Linked DNA regions of Homo sapiens: all the other regions are linked to region 2. A link is a contact called in ENCODE Hi-C or POLR2A ChIA-PET data. All regions are on one chromosome and are shown on one strand. Each heading gives the region's core, a stretch centred on a gene start or an enhancer-like site at or near the end of the contact. The rest is flanking DNA. Distances are from core to core; before and after follow the strand shown. Region 1 overlaps CFDP1 (craniofacial development protein 1). Region 2 has its middle 18 kb from the start of CHST5. Region 3 overlaps CFDP1 (craniofacial development protein 1).

What was found. Hi-C counts contacts between places; a loop is a spot of excess contacts on that map. ChIA-PET counts read pairs that join two places held with the same protein, here RNA polymerase II (POLR2A). Pooled maps may share reads with other maps.
Region 1: a pooled map shows a loop between it and region 2 (5-fold over the local background). The contact joins two enhancer-like sites. A Hi-C loop is called at or near these places in 6 of 50 pooled maps. POLR2A ChIA-PET finds 5 or more read pairs at or near these places in 5 of 52 experiments (BJ, HCT116, PC-9 and 1 more).
Region 3: a loop to region 2 is called in a map with no recorded cell type, with 5 times the contacts of the local background. The contact joins two enhancer-like sites. A Hi-C loop is called at or near these places in 1 of 37 single-sample maps with no recorded cell type and 6 of 50 pooled maps. POLR2A ChIA-PET finds 5 or more read pairs at or near these places in 2 of 52 experiments (GM12878 and HCT116).

What each region holds. Positions count from the first base shown.
Region 1 is chr16:75,303,183-75,306,869 of GRCh38, reverse strand. It overlaps CFDP1 (craniofacial development protein 1), which reads left to right. Exons shown (of 7, transcript NM_006324.3): 6 at 1,688-1,846. Among named protein-coding and RNA genes, the nearest start is that of BCAR1, 53 kb to the right of the region's middle. RefSeq lists an enhancer at 519-1,718. Within about 2 kb of position 1,394, at least 34 of the 41 ENCODE cell types and tissues checked have a DNase peak (open chromatin) inside an H3K27ac peak, as active enhancers do; they include HCT116, where a contact is called at or near this core.
Region 2 is chr16:75,515,688-75,519,945 of GRCh38, reverse strand. No RefSeq gene overlaps it. Among named protein-coding and RNA genes, the nearest start is that of CHST5, 18 kb to the left of the region's middle. RefSeq lists a silencer at 2,723-3,162. Within about 2 kb of position 2,530, at least 33 of the 41 ENCODE cell types and tissues checked have a DNase peak (open chromatin) inside an H3K27ac peak, as active enhancers do; they include HCT116, where a contact is called at or near this core.
Region 3 is chr16:75,375,813-75,379,751 of GRCh38, reverse strand. All of the region lies in intron 5 of CFDP1 (craniofacial development protein 1), which reads left to right. Among named protein-coding and RNA genes, the nearest start is that of CFDP1, 56 kb to the left of the region's middle. RefSeq lists an enhancer at 2,648-3,145. Within about 2 kb of position 1,596, at least 7 of the 41 ENCODE cell types and tissues checked have a DNase peak (open chromatin) inside an H3K27ac peak, as active enhancers do.

The DNA of each region.
Region 1 (3,687 bases), core at 145-2,644, 210 kb after region 2:
CACATATGACATTGTAGGGGTTGAGTTGTCTGGAAAACAGTGCTTAGAAGATATGAATTGAAAGCTCATAAAGAGCTATTTGGAGTTCTCTTAAGCAAACTGGGAAGTAAAGTAACTAATGAGAAAATCTCTCAAGTCACTTCTCATCTGGAGGCGAGATAGCACAGTGCACCACCCTGAGAGTTGGGAGAGATCTTCCTTTGTCCCGGATCTGCATTGTCTATTGTTTTGACCCTTGTTTTATCATTTAACCTCTCTGAACTTTGTTTATTTGTCCAACTTAATACAAGGATGATGAAGCTTGCCCAGCCCATTCTGAGTTGATCTTAAGCTCAGCATGTACTGGGGTGTGACCCAAACAGGGAAGTTGACATCCTCTCTACTAAAGTTAATAGAATGAGAATGTTCAGGGTCATTGTTCAGTCCCAGCAGTCTGGTGTTCAGTGTGGACGTTGGCCTGTTGGCTCACACCAGGCAGAGGGGGTGAGTAGTCGTTCACGCTGCTTTGCGGCAGGGACGTGGGGTTTCAGAATGGGTTAGGGTGATACTAGGTTATTTCAAAGATGATCCCTTCCAACTCTGAGACTGGGTCCTGTGTCACAGGCCTTAGTGAGAGTTAGATGAGATCATGGCTACAAAAGCACTTGGAGAACAAACATTCTAGACAAGTAAAGGTATTATTATCAGTAGACCATGTGACATTAGCTCATAGTTTTTAAATGTTTAACTTTCTTGCATATCCCCGTGAGGCGGAAAATAACTTCCAAGTTCCTACATGCTGGTAGATGATTTCGTTTCATTTCATAAAGAGACCAAACCTTTCCTCATACCATCTTAACTGCATTTTGCTTTTCTTATTTTATTTCATATGTTTAACAATGACTGGAAACATTTGACCTGCCAAGACTTGAATTTGGGCATCTGGGGTTTCTCCCACTGTCCATGATAGCATCACCAGCAAGTGGAGCACAGGCTGTACATTCCCCGTGTGAGCTTTCGGAGTGAGGAATGTTCTCCACCTCCTGGAAAAAACAGGGCCCAACTCACAGGAGTTAAAAGGAAACTGATTTTAGAACCCTCTTACAGTACTGTGACTTTTCACTCATCAGTGTTGGGAACTGGTTCTCTTTCTCTTAAAAGAACCCCCTGGGGCTTTAAGCTTAAACGATGACAGTGACTCAGAGTGGCTCATGCTTATTGCACCTTGACGCTGTGCCAAGTGCTGTTTTAGCCCTTTACGTGTAAGATACACCACAGCCTGTGAGTAAGCATTTGCTTTGTAGATTAGGAAACCAAGGAACATGCAGTAAATAACTGGCCTAGAGTCACACAGTTAAGCTGGAAGTTGGACCTTGGCATGTGACTCCAAAGCCCTGCCTGAAGCGCTGCTCCTCCCCTCCTTGCAAGCAGAGACCTGCCACACAGAGCCCACAGAGGTCTGAAGAAGGCAGGATTTCCTGTTCGTAGCTCAGGAGAGCAGACAGTGGTGTTAAGCAGGAAAAGCACATTAGAATTCCAGTTTACTTACAGTGCTCTCCACACCAGGAAGGAAATGCCCCAAATATGAACATGGCTTCCACTAAGATAAATGGCCCCAATCTAGGGGATTCCCATTTGCATCAGAAAAACTGTTAATATAGAGATCAGAGTTTTTACCTGCTACATCTTTCATATTTTCTTTCCTTAGGTTAAAAAGATCAAGTGGCATGAGCAGCCTTTTGGGGAAAATTGGTGCCAAGAAGCAGAAAATGAGCACCCTTGAGAAGTCCAAACTGGACTGGGAGAGCTTCAAGGAGGAAGAGGGGATTGGTGAAGAACTGGCCATCCATAATCGAGGGAAAGAGGGGTAAGAAGGAGTAGGTTTTATGCCTTGGAAAATCCTCAGAACCCTGAAATCAAATGATTTATTGGAGACAAACTGCCCACTGTAAGCAAGCAGGAGCTTTTCATGATGGAACTAAAAATGTGAGCACTTTGGTTTGTCAGTAAGTCTCTGTTCCAGTGTGGGGCAGGGCCTGTCACTGGGAAGGCCACTGCGGGTGGAGGGAAGGCGGGGCATGTGAGGAGTACTCTCAGGGGCCAGTCACATCTGCCAAGCTGAATTTGCTGAATTACAGCTCCAGTGAACTGTAAGTTGCCTAGTGGTTGGATCTGGCCTGTGGTAGCAGCCTTGGCCTTATCTGAATCATTTGTCCTTCTGAGAAACCAAACTAGTTCAGATCCGTCAAAAACTGAGCCAATGGAATGCCTAGATGTTGCATTATTGTGAATTTTTTTTTGTCTGTGTCATTATGGCCTGGGGTGGGGCTTTACCCTTGGCTATAGCCTGTGTGATAGGCCAGGCCCTCAGACAGCACCCCAGGCCATCACTTGCACCTCTTTCTCTTCGCTGTGGAATACAAAGAGAATGTTCATAACCTACGTATTCAGTTGTAAAAAGGGTCCTTTCCTTGTCATATTTGTCTTACTGGTGATTAAACAAAAAATCAAGAAAGAAATGGTGGCCAGGCATGGTGGTTCACACCTGTAATCTTGGCACTTTCGGAGGCCGAGGCGGGCAGATCACTTGAGGTCAGGATTTCGAGACCAGCCTAGCCAACCTGGCAAAACCCCATCCTACTAAAAATATAAGAATTAGCCAGGCATAGTGGTGCACACTTGTAATCCCAGCTACTTGGGAGGCTGGGGCAGGAGGATCACTTGAACCCACTAGGTGGAGGTTGCAGTGAGCCAAGACTGAACCACTGCACTCCAGCCTGGGTGACAGAGCAAGACTGTGTATCAAGAAAGAAAGAGAGAGAGAGAGAGAAAGGAAAAGAAAAGAAAGAAAAGGTGTTCATAAGTACTTACGGACCTCAGAAGGCACTAAGGAAGTTACCACAGAAGTGGCTTCATGGCTCAAAATCAACAGTCCTCACCCCTAGCCATGAAAGGAAATGTTGAGTGTCCCACCAGAGAGCCCTGGCTGCTCGGCAGCTCTGCTTCTTACCAGTAAGCTCTTCTCCACCAGCATACTGGACACCTCTGAGGCTCAGCTCCTTTACCAATAAAACTGGGATAACGATACCATCCTCACTATGTGGTTGTGATGATCTCATGAGATAATATATGTATTGCTTACGTATATGTAATATACATAAAGCACTTTACAGAACACCTGTCACATAAAGGCTTGCGTTAAGTCGAAGTCATTCAAGTTTTTTTTAAGAGACAGGGTCTCACTATGTTGCCCAGGCTGGTCTCAAACTTTTGGGCTCAAACGATCCTCCTGCCTCGGCCTCCTATGTAGCTAGGACTACAGGGGCACACCCCTGCACCCAGCTCATTCAGTTTATTAATGATAGACAAAGGATTTATTGGGGGGGGTCATATTTCTAAATTAGGCTTCAAGATTATCTAAATGAACCTGGAAGCTGACCAGTATGGTTTTTTTTTCCCTAAACATACATACATACATACATACATACATTTATTTATTTATTTATTTATTTATTTATTTATTTAGAGATGGAGTCTCACCCTGTCACCCAGGCTGGAGTGCAATGGCGTGATCTTGGGTCACTGCAACCTCTGCCTGCCGGGTTCAAGCGATTCTCCTGCCTCAGCCTCCCAAGTAGCTGGGATTACAGGCGCGCGCCTACACGCCCAGCTAATTTTTGTATTTTTAGTAGAGACGGGGTTTCACCA
Region 2 (4,258 bases), core at 1,281-3,780:
TGGCAGGTGCCTGTAGTCCTGGCTACTCGGGAGGCTGAGGCGGGAGAATCGCTTGAACCCGGGAGGTAGAGGTTGCAGTGAGCCGAGAACGTGCCACTACACTCTAGCCTGGGCCAGAGAGTGAGACTCTGTCTCAAAGAAAAAAAAAAGGTCGGGGGAGGCTTGAGAGAATGGGTTCACTTTCTTCCTCCATGTGAGGACCCATAGGTAGTGCCAGCAGTGAGGCACAGGCCCTTTCCAGATACGCAACCTACAGGCGCCTATATCGTGGACCTCCCAGCCTCCAGAACCATGAGAAAGTAAATTTCTGTTCTTTATAAATTACCCAGTTTACTTAAAAAAAAATTTTTTTTGAGACAGGGTTTCCCTCTCTTGCCCAGGCTGGAGTTAAGGAGCACCATCTCTGCTCACTGCAGTCTCCGCCTCCCAGGCTCAAGCAATCATCCTACCTTAGCATCCTGAGTAACTGGGATTGCAGGCATATGCCACCACGTCTGGCTAATTTTTCTATTTTTTGTAGAGATGGGATCTTGCTATATTGCCCAGGCTAGTCTCGAACTCCTGGGCTCCAGTGATCCTCCTGCCCTGGCCTCCTAAAGTGCTGCGATTGCAGGCTTGAGCCACCACACCTGACCTTGCTTATTCCTTTTCACAATTTCTCTGCCTACATTTTAACGGGATCTCTGAAGGGAGGTGAGTCAAAAGTGTGATCCAGTTTTGTTGTATTGAATAGAAGGTCTTTAAATTTTTATTGTATTTAAAACTCGGTAGCAGCTGGGCAAGGTGGCTCATGCTTGTAATCTCAGCACTTTGAGAAGCTCAGGCAGGGAGGATTGTTTCAGGCACAAGTTCGAGATCAGCTTGGGGTAACACAGTGAGACCCCATTCTTTTTTTAATTTCTTTTCTTTTCTTTTCTTTTATCAGACAGAGTTTTGCTCTGTTGCCCAGGCTGGAGTGCAATGGTGCCACCTTGGCCAACTGCAACCTCCACCTCCCAGGTTCAAGCGATTCTCCTGCCTCAGCCTCCTGAGTAGCTGGGACTACAGGCGCGCACCACTACGCCCAGCTAATTTTTGTATTTTTAGTAGAGAGGAGATTTCACCACGTAGGCCAGGCTAGTCTCGAACTCCTGACCTCAAGTGATACACCAGCTTCGGCCTCCCAAAGTGCTGGGATTACAGGTATGAGCCACTGCGCCCAGCCGAGACCCCATTCTTAGACACACACACACACACACACACACACACACATGAGAGAGAGAGACAGTGAGAGAGAGAATTAGAGAATTAGCTGGTCATGGTGGTGCATGCCTGTAATCCCAGCTACTCAGGACGCTGAGGAATGAGAATTGCTTGAGGCAGAGGCTGCAGTGAGCCAAGATCGTGCCACTGCACTCCAGCCTGGGCGACAGAGCTAGACCCTGTCTCAAAACAACAACAAAAAACAACTACTTTGCACTGTACAGAGACTATATATCCACAGGCCAACCTCCCTCCCATTCCGGTCCCACACCAGCCTTTTAATAGGTTTTTTACAAGGCCGGGCGCGGTGGCTCACGCCTGTAATCCCAGCACTTTGGGAGGCCGAGGCGGGCGGATCACAAGGTCAGGAGATCGAGACCATCCTGGCTAACATGGTGAAAGCCCGTCTCTACTAAAAAAAAAAAAAAAAAAAAAAATACAAAAAATTAACCGGGCCTGGTGGCAGGCGCCAGTAGTCCCAGCTACTTGGGAGGCTGAGGCAGGAGAACGGCGTGAACCCGGGAGGCGGAGCTTACAGTGAGCCGAGATCGCACCACTGCACTCCAGCCTGGGCGACAGAGCAAGACTCCGTCTCAAAAAAAAAAATAGGCTTTTTACTATCCGGTTTAAATAGAGAATTTTTTTTTGCTTGTTTTTTGTTTTCTCTCTTTTTTTTTTTTTTTTTTTGTTTTTTGAGACAGAGTCTCACTCTGTCGCCCAGGCTGGAGTGCAGGGGCCCGATCTCGGCTCACTGCAACCTCCTCCTCCCGGATTCAAGCGATTCTCCTGCCTCAGCCTCCCGACTAGCTAGGATACAGGCGCGCACCACCACGCCCGGCTAATTTTTGTATTTTTGGAAGAGACGGGGTGTCACCATGTTGGCCAGGATGGTCTCAAACTCCTGACCTCAAGTGATCCGCCCGCCTCGGCCTCCCCCCAGAGTGCTGGGAGTACAGGCGTGAGCCACCGCACCCGGCCTGAGAATGTTCGTATTCTACTCATGAAGACTTCGTAAATATTGGGGTCCAGACCTAGATACTACAACGTTACAAATCTGTTCTGATCACTGCTTTGCCAGATCCCTGGTAAATCCACAGCTCTGGCCGGGGGCGGGGGGGCCGCATGCAATTCCCTTCTTTCCTACAGGGGGCGCTGCAGAGAAGGGCAGAGCAGAGCGCGCAGTTCGCGGGCAGGGGCCGCTTCTCCAGGATAGCGCGCGTCCGAGGGGGTGGGTCTGTGCTAGCCCTGCGCAACCTCAGGGGCGGGAACAACTCTGGCTCTGCCCCCGCCGGCTGGAGCGCCTTCTCATTGGAGGAGGGAACGGTCACTTGGCAGCGCCGTTGGGATTGGAGGAAGAGGGTCTCGGGTGGAGTGACGCTGAGGCGGCGAGGGGGCTGGTGGCTGGCCGCTGCTGCCCTTCGGTAGCTGGTCCCTTAACTCAGTGGTGAATGGCGACCGGATGGAGCTCTAGGGAAGCGACAGCAGCGGCGGGTGGGCCGGGTTATGGGCGCCCCGAGTCCGGGCGGCGTCCCCGGTGTGCCGCTGACCTGCTGGGTGGGCGCTGTCCTCCCGGAGGGGGGTCCCTTTGCTCTCCCGGACCCCTTTACCCGTCACTTCCTCGCCGGTCCCTGAGGCAGGTCCCCGGAGCCCCGCTGGGCGTGAGGTGCAGGGAGCGGCCGCAGGTGGACCCGGGGCTGGAGGGCGCTCGGCCACCACCCGAGCGGGTCTTGGCCTTGAGCTTCCGAGCGCCTCAGGTTCAGAGCTGCACCCCACGAGCCCGGGAGGCGGTGGTCCGCGCCCTGCCTGGGTTGCCCCACGGCGCCCGGCCTCCTTCGAGGGGCCTCGGAGCGGCCCGGCCCGGCCCGGCTGAGGAGTCAGAGCTCGCGCTCCCCTTGCCCGGGAGCTGCAGCCCGGCTCCTCCGTGCGGGCGCTCGTTCGCTGATCGCGGGCACCTCGGGCCAAATCCACCCCCTCCGAGACCCGCTCCGCTTTCTAGGAGTCTCTTTCCCAGACCTGGTGCCACCTGTTGCTGGGTCTCCCACTAAGCCTTCGAGATCTTTGGCATAGCTTCCTTTGAACTCTTCCTCCCCGCTGCGGCTTGAGCTGGGCCTGCTAGGAGGGTTGCTCAGAATTCCAATGCCAGAAAGAACGCTCCGTGCCCTGAAAGCTGGAGGGAGGAGAGAGGACTTCACCTGGGAAGGAGGAGAAAAGCTTTGAGGGGAGGCACAGTTATTTGTGTGGTCCTTGAAAGGCAAGAAGACTGGGGCCCGTGGCCCTGAAAGGGGAGGTGGGGCTCCCAGCAGAGGGGACTGAGGTCTTCATAAACAATGAGGGACCAGAGCAGAGGGAAGGAGGACGAGATTCCAGACTCTAGTTCCAAACAAGGCACCTGTGATTTCTCATCCCCTGGGCAGTGACTGCCAGGCGCCCTTCAGCGGACACCTGGGACTTGCAGTGTTATGTGCCCAGGGATTTTCCTGGACGGGATTGTGAAGTAGCGGGTAAGGTCATCAGGCAGGTTGGGGTCAGATGCAGATGTTCGCTTGTGGTCATTCCTGAAATGAGAATCTGGCAGCTCACGTTATTTCAGAAGGTGCTAGGATCACTTTTGACAGTGATACCAAAAAATTGATGGTATTCTGGTGACCCTGTGTGAAAAATGAAATGTTCGTGCAATCTGGAGACACTACTGGGACCAGATTAATCTGTTTTTGTTTCCTTATTTATTTATTTTTGAGACGGAGTTTAGCTCTTGTTGCCCAGGCTGGAGTACAATGGCGCGATCTCGGCTCACTGCAACCTCCCCCTCCTAGATTCAAGCGATTCTCCTGTCACAGGCTCCCGAGTACCTGGGATTACAGGCATGCACCACCACGCCTGGCTAATTTTGTATTTTTAGTAGAGACGGGGTTTCTCCATGTTGGTCACGTTGGTCGTCAACTCCCAACCTCAGGTGATCTGCCTGCCTCGGCTTCCCAAAGTGTTGGGATTACAGGTGTGAGCCTGCCCGCCCAGC
Region 3 (3,939 bases), core at 347-2,846, 140 kb after region 2:
ACCCAGTTTCCCCCTATGGTACCATCTTATAATATTACAACTGGGATATTTACATTGACAGATATAGTCAAGATACAGAACATTTTCATATCTGCTAAGATTCCTCATGTTCTCTATAGCTACATACACTTTCCTCCTGCCCTCACCCCCTCCTTAACCTCTGGTAATCACTAATCTAGAGATTTCCTTTTTGGGAGTTTTTAAATGACAAATTGTTTCCTTAATAGTTACAGGGCTCTTTCATATTGAGTGTCTTGTGGTTTGTCTTTTTTGAGGAATTAGTCTATGTTGCCAAATTTATTTGGGTAGAATTCTGCATAATATTCTCTTATCCTTTTGATACTTGTAGTGATATCCCATTTCATTACCTCCGATATTGGTAATTTGTGCCTTCTCTCTCTCTCTCTTTTTTTTTTGGTCAGTCTTGCTAGACGTTTGTCGATTTTATTGATCTGTTCAAAGAACCAGCTCTGTTTCATTGATCTTTCCCTTTATGTTTTCAATTTCATTTACTTCTATAATTATTTCCTTGCTTCTGCTTGGTTTGCCTATATATTGCTCTTTTTTTTTACTAGATTCTTGAAGTTGGAGCTTAGATTATTGATTTGAGACTTTTCCTCTTTACACTGTATGTATTTCTTACTACACATTTCCCTCACACTGCTTTAGCTATATTCAACAATTTTTGATACATGTATGATTTTATTCCGTTCATTATTTTTTTAATTCCCTTGAGACTTTCTTTTTGACCCATGCATTATTTAGAAGTGTATTGTTCCATTTCCAAGTTTTCAGAGAGTTTTCTGTTGTCTTTCTGTTGTTGCTTTCTAGTTTGATCATGTTGCTGGTGAACACATTCTTTGTGATTTCAACTCTTTTAAATTTGTTGATATTAATTTTATGGGCCAGGATGTGGTCTGTCTTGTATATTCTGTGGACACTTGGAAAGACCAGTATCTTTGTTTTTACCCCAATATCTTTTAAATAAATTCCTTTTTTGTCGGCCAGTCAGTGTCTGTGTCTTGCACTAAACTCTAACTACTACCCCTTTGCAACTGCATTTGTTTAATAGCCTTTATTGTAGCACTAACTATCCCATACTCCCTCATCGTCAGTTTTACACCTTAGTCTCCATCACTACGCTGTGAGCTTGAAGGCGTAGATTTTGTCTTTTTTGTATGTGTCCAGCCTGGTACGTGGCAAATAATTTATAGTATTTGATTAAGGAGTAAATGAATAGCTTTTATTAATGATCACCATTTTTTAAAACTTTGATCTGTGGAAATTTAGTTCTTATCCTTTTAGTTTTGCATATTTTGTCAGTTTTCATCTTAAAAGCAGGGTGGTTTTGGTTTCATAGCTTGTGTTCAGCAAGTAGCTGACCCCAAAAACAGACTGTAAATGTCTGTTATATGATTGGAATGACATTTTATTTCAGCTTAATCATGCCATAGTTCAAGCAGAGACGTGAGATGCTCCTTACTCATTCCACAAGACCTATTTTGCAATTCCTGCTATTTCCTTTATTTCAGGTTGACTTGTCCTCTAGTTGTAGAAGTGTTGTTTCCATAGCAATGCAGCTTACAACGCACATCCCTGTCAGAGTGCACAGAAACCCTGCTGTGTTGCCTGGAAGCCTTGTTTTCCAGTCAGAAAGGAAGCACATGGTATTCCCTCAGCCTTTCCTGCACTTAACTTTGGCTTGCCTTGTGGATAACAAGAAACTCTTGGTTGTTTTCTACCATAGATGCTGGGTTAAAATGTATCTAAGGGATTTTGATGTATAATGTGCCCTGTTACTACAGTGTTCAGGCTGTGGCTGGTGACTGCTAGCGAAGTTGCTGCGTGAAATAGATGTAGGGGACGTTACAGGAATGTGAGCTAAACAGTCTGCCACTCAGCATGAAATTCTATTTATTGCTAAAGCAGTTTGGGGCAACTGCATGTTTGTTGCTTTGGATGATTTTCTTTTGGTTTTTACTGCCTATGAGAACACAATAGAACTGAGTGAACCTCGAGAAGTGGAGAAGCAAACTGTTGGCCTTTCTGAGTGGTTTCCCTGACCTTCAACTAGGAGCATATTTAGTGACTTCATGTTTTTCTTCCTTTGGAACTAAATTGACTAGATTGTACTTGAACACAAGGAGTCTTTTTCATATCTTCTCTCACATTTAGTTTCTTCTTTGCCACCTTTTTCTTTTCTTTATTTCTTTTGTTACTTCAGCTGGAAAGCTTGTTATATGGACATTCATTGGAAATATTCAAGAAAGAGTTGAGTTATAAATAGAGCAGGATTTCAGAGAGACAAGGATATCATCTTAATTGTGATTGGTCAATAAATTGAAGAGATTTGTGTGGACTCACACCAATATAGTGGTAGAAGAATGATGGAGAGCATTTTAATGATAATTATACTCCACACTTCAATATTTTCTCAGTCTTCATGTATTCATCTATTCATCATGTATCAAACAGCATTCATTAAGTACTGCTTTTTGGTTCCCATAGCATTTGACTTTTATGGCAGGAGGTAGGTTCATTATCACAGGGGCCTTAAGTGTTCAATTTAATGAGTTTTCACAATTGAATACATCCATATAACTGATACAGGGCACAGCCAAGCCCCCAGTTGGGGCTTAGCCCTGGAGGGTCTTGGCTTTGCTCAGGAAGTAATTCAAGAGCTAGCTGGTGGTAGAAGAAAACAGCTTTATTGAAGCGGCAGTGTTAACAGCTCCTTGACTGCTCCTGCAGAGCAGGGTTACCGCATAGGCATTGTGCTGAGAGTAGCAGCTCAGGGCAGTTCTGCAGTCATATTTATATCTACTTTTAATTACATGCAGATTAAGGGGCAGTTTATGCAGAAATTTCTAGGAAAAGGGTAATAACTTCTGGATCGTCAGGTCATTGCTCTGGGAAGGGGCGGTAACTCTCAGGTGTTGTCATACCAATGGTAAACTGACATAGCACACTGGTGGGTGTGTCTTACAGAAAGCCGCTTCTGCCCCATACCTGTTTTAGCTAGTCATCAATTTGGTTTGGTATCCAAGCCCTGCCTCTGGAATCCTGTCCTGCCTACTACTTCATAGCCACTATCCAAGATAAGGTATAGTATGATTCCGTCACTCCAGAAAGTTCCCTCATGCCCCTTTCCAGTTGCTTTTGCCCTATGCTCTTTGCCCCAGGCAACTACTGATTTTTATCATGATAGATTAGTTTTGCTTTTCCAGAACGTCATGGAAATCAAAGCATACATTTTTTAAATTTTTGTGCCTGGATTCTTTTACCTACAGTGAAAGAACATGTATTTGAGACTTATCATGTTGCTGTGTATATCAGTGGTTCATTGCTTTTTATAAATTGTTCATATATACCACAGTTTATCCATCTATCCTGCTGATAAACGTATGGGTTATTTCCAAATCTTTTTGAAGACATATGTTTTTATTTATCTTGGGTACCTAAATACCTAGGAATGGAATTGCTAGGTCATGGAGTAGATGTGTGCTTAATGTTTTTGTTTTGGTTTTGATTTGGTTTTTCTGAGACAGGGTCTTGCTCTGTCACTCAGGCTGGAATGCAATGGCATAATCACAGCTCACTGCAGCCTTGAACTCTGTGGCTCAAGAGATCTTCCCACCTCAGCCTCTCGAGTAGCTGGGACTACAGGTGCACACCACTATGTCTGGCTAATTTTTAATTTTTTTGTAGAGATGGGGTCTCCCCATGTTGCAGGCTGGTCTCAAACTCCTAGGCTCAAGCAGTCCTCCTGCTGCAGCCTCCCAAACTGCAAGGATTATAGGCATGAGCCACAACGCTCAGTCTTAATGTTATAAGAAACTGCCAAACAGTTCCTCAAGATGGTTGTACCATTTTATATTTTGCCAGTGATGTATGAGGGTTCTACTTGGTCCATACGTATCCTTGTTCACATGTGATGTT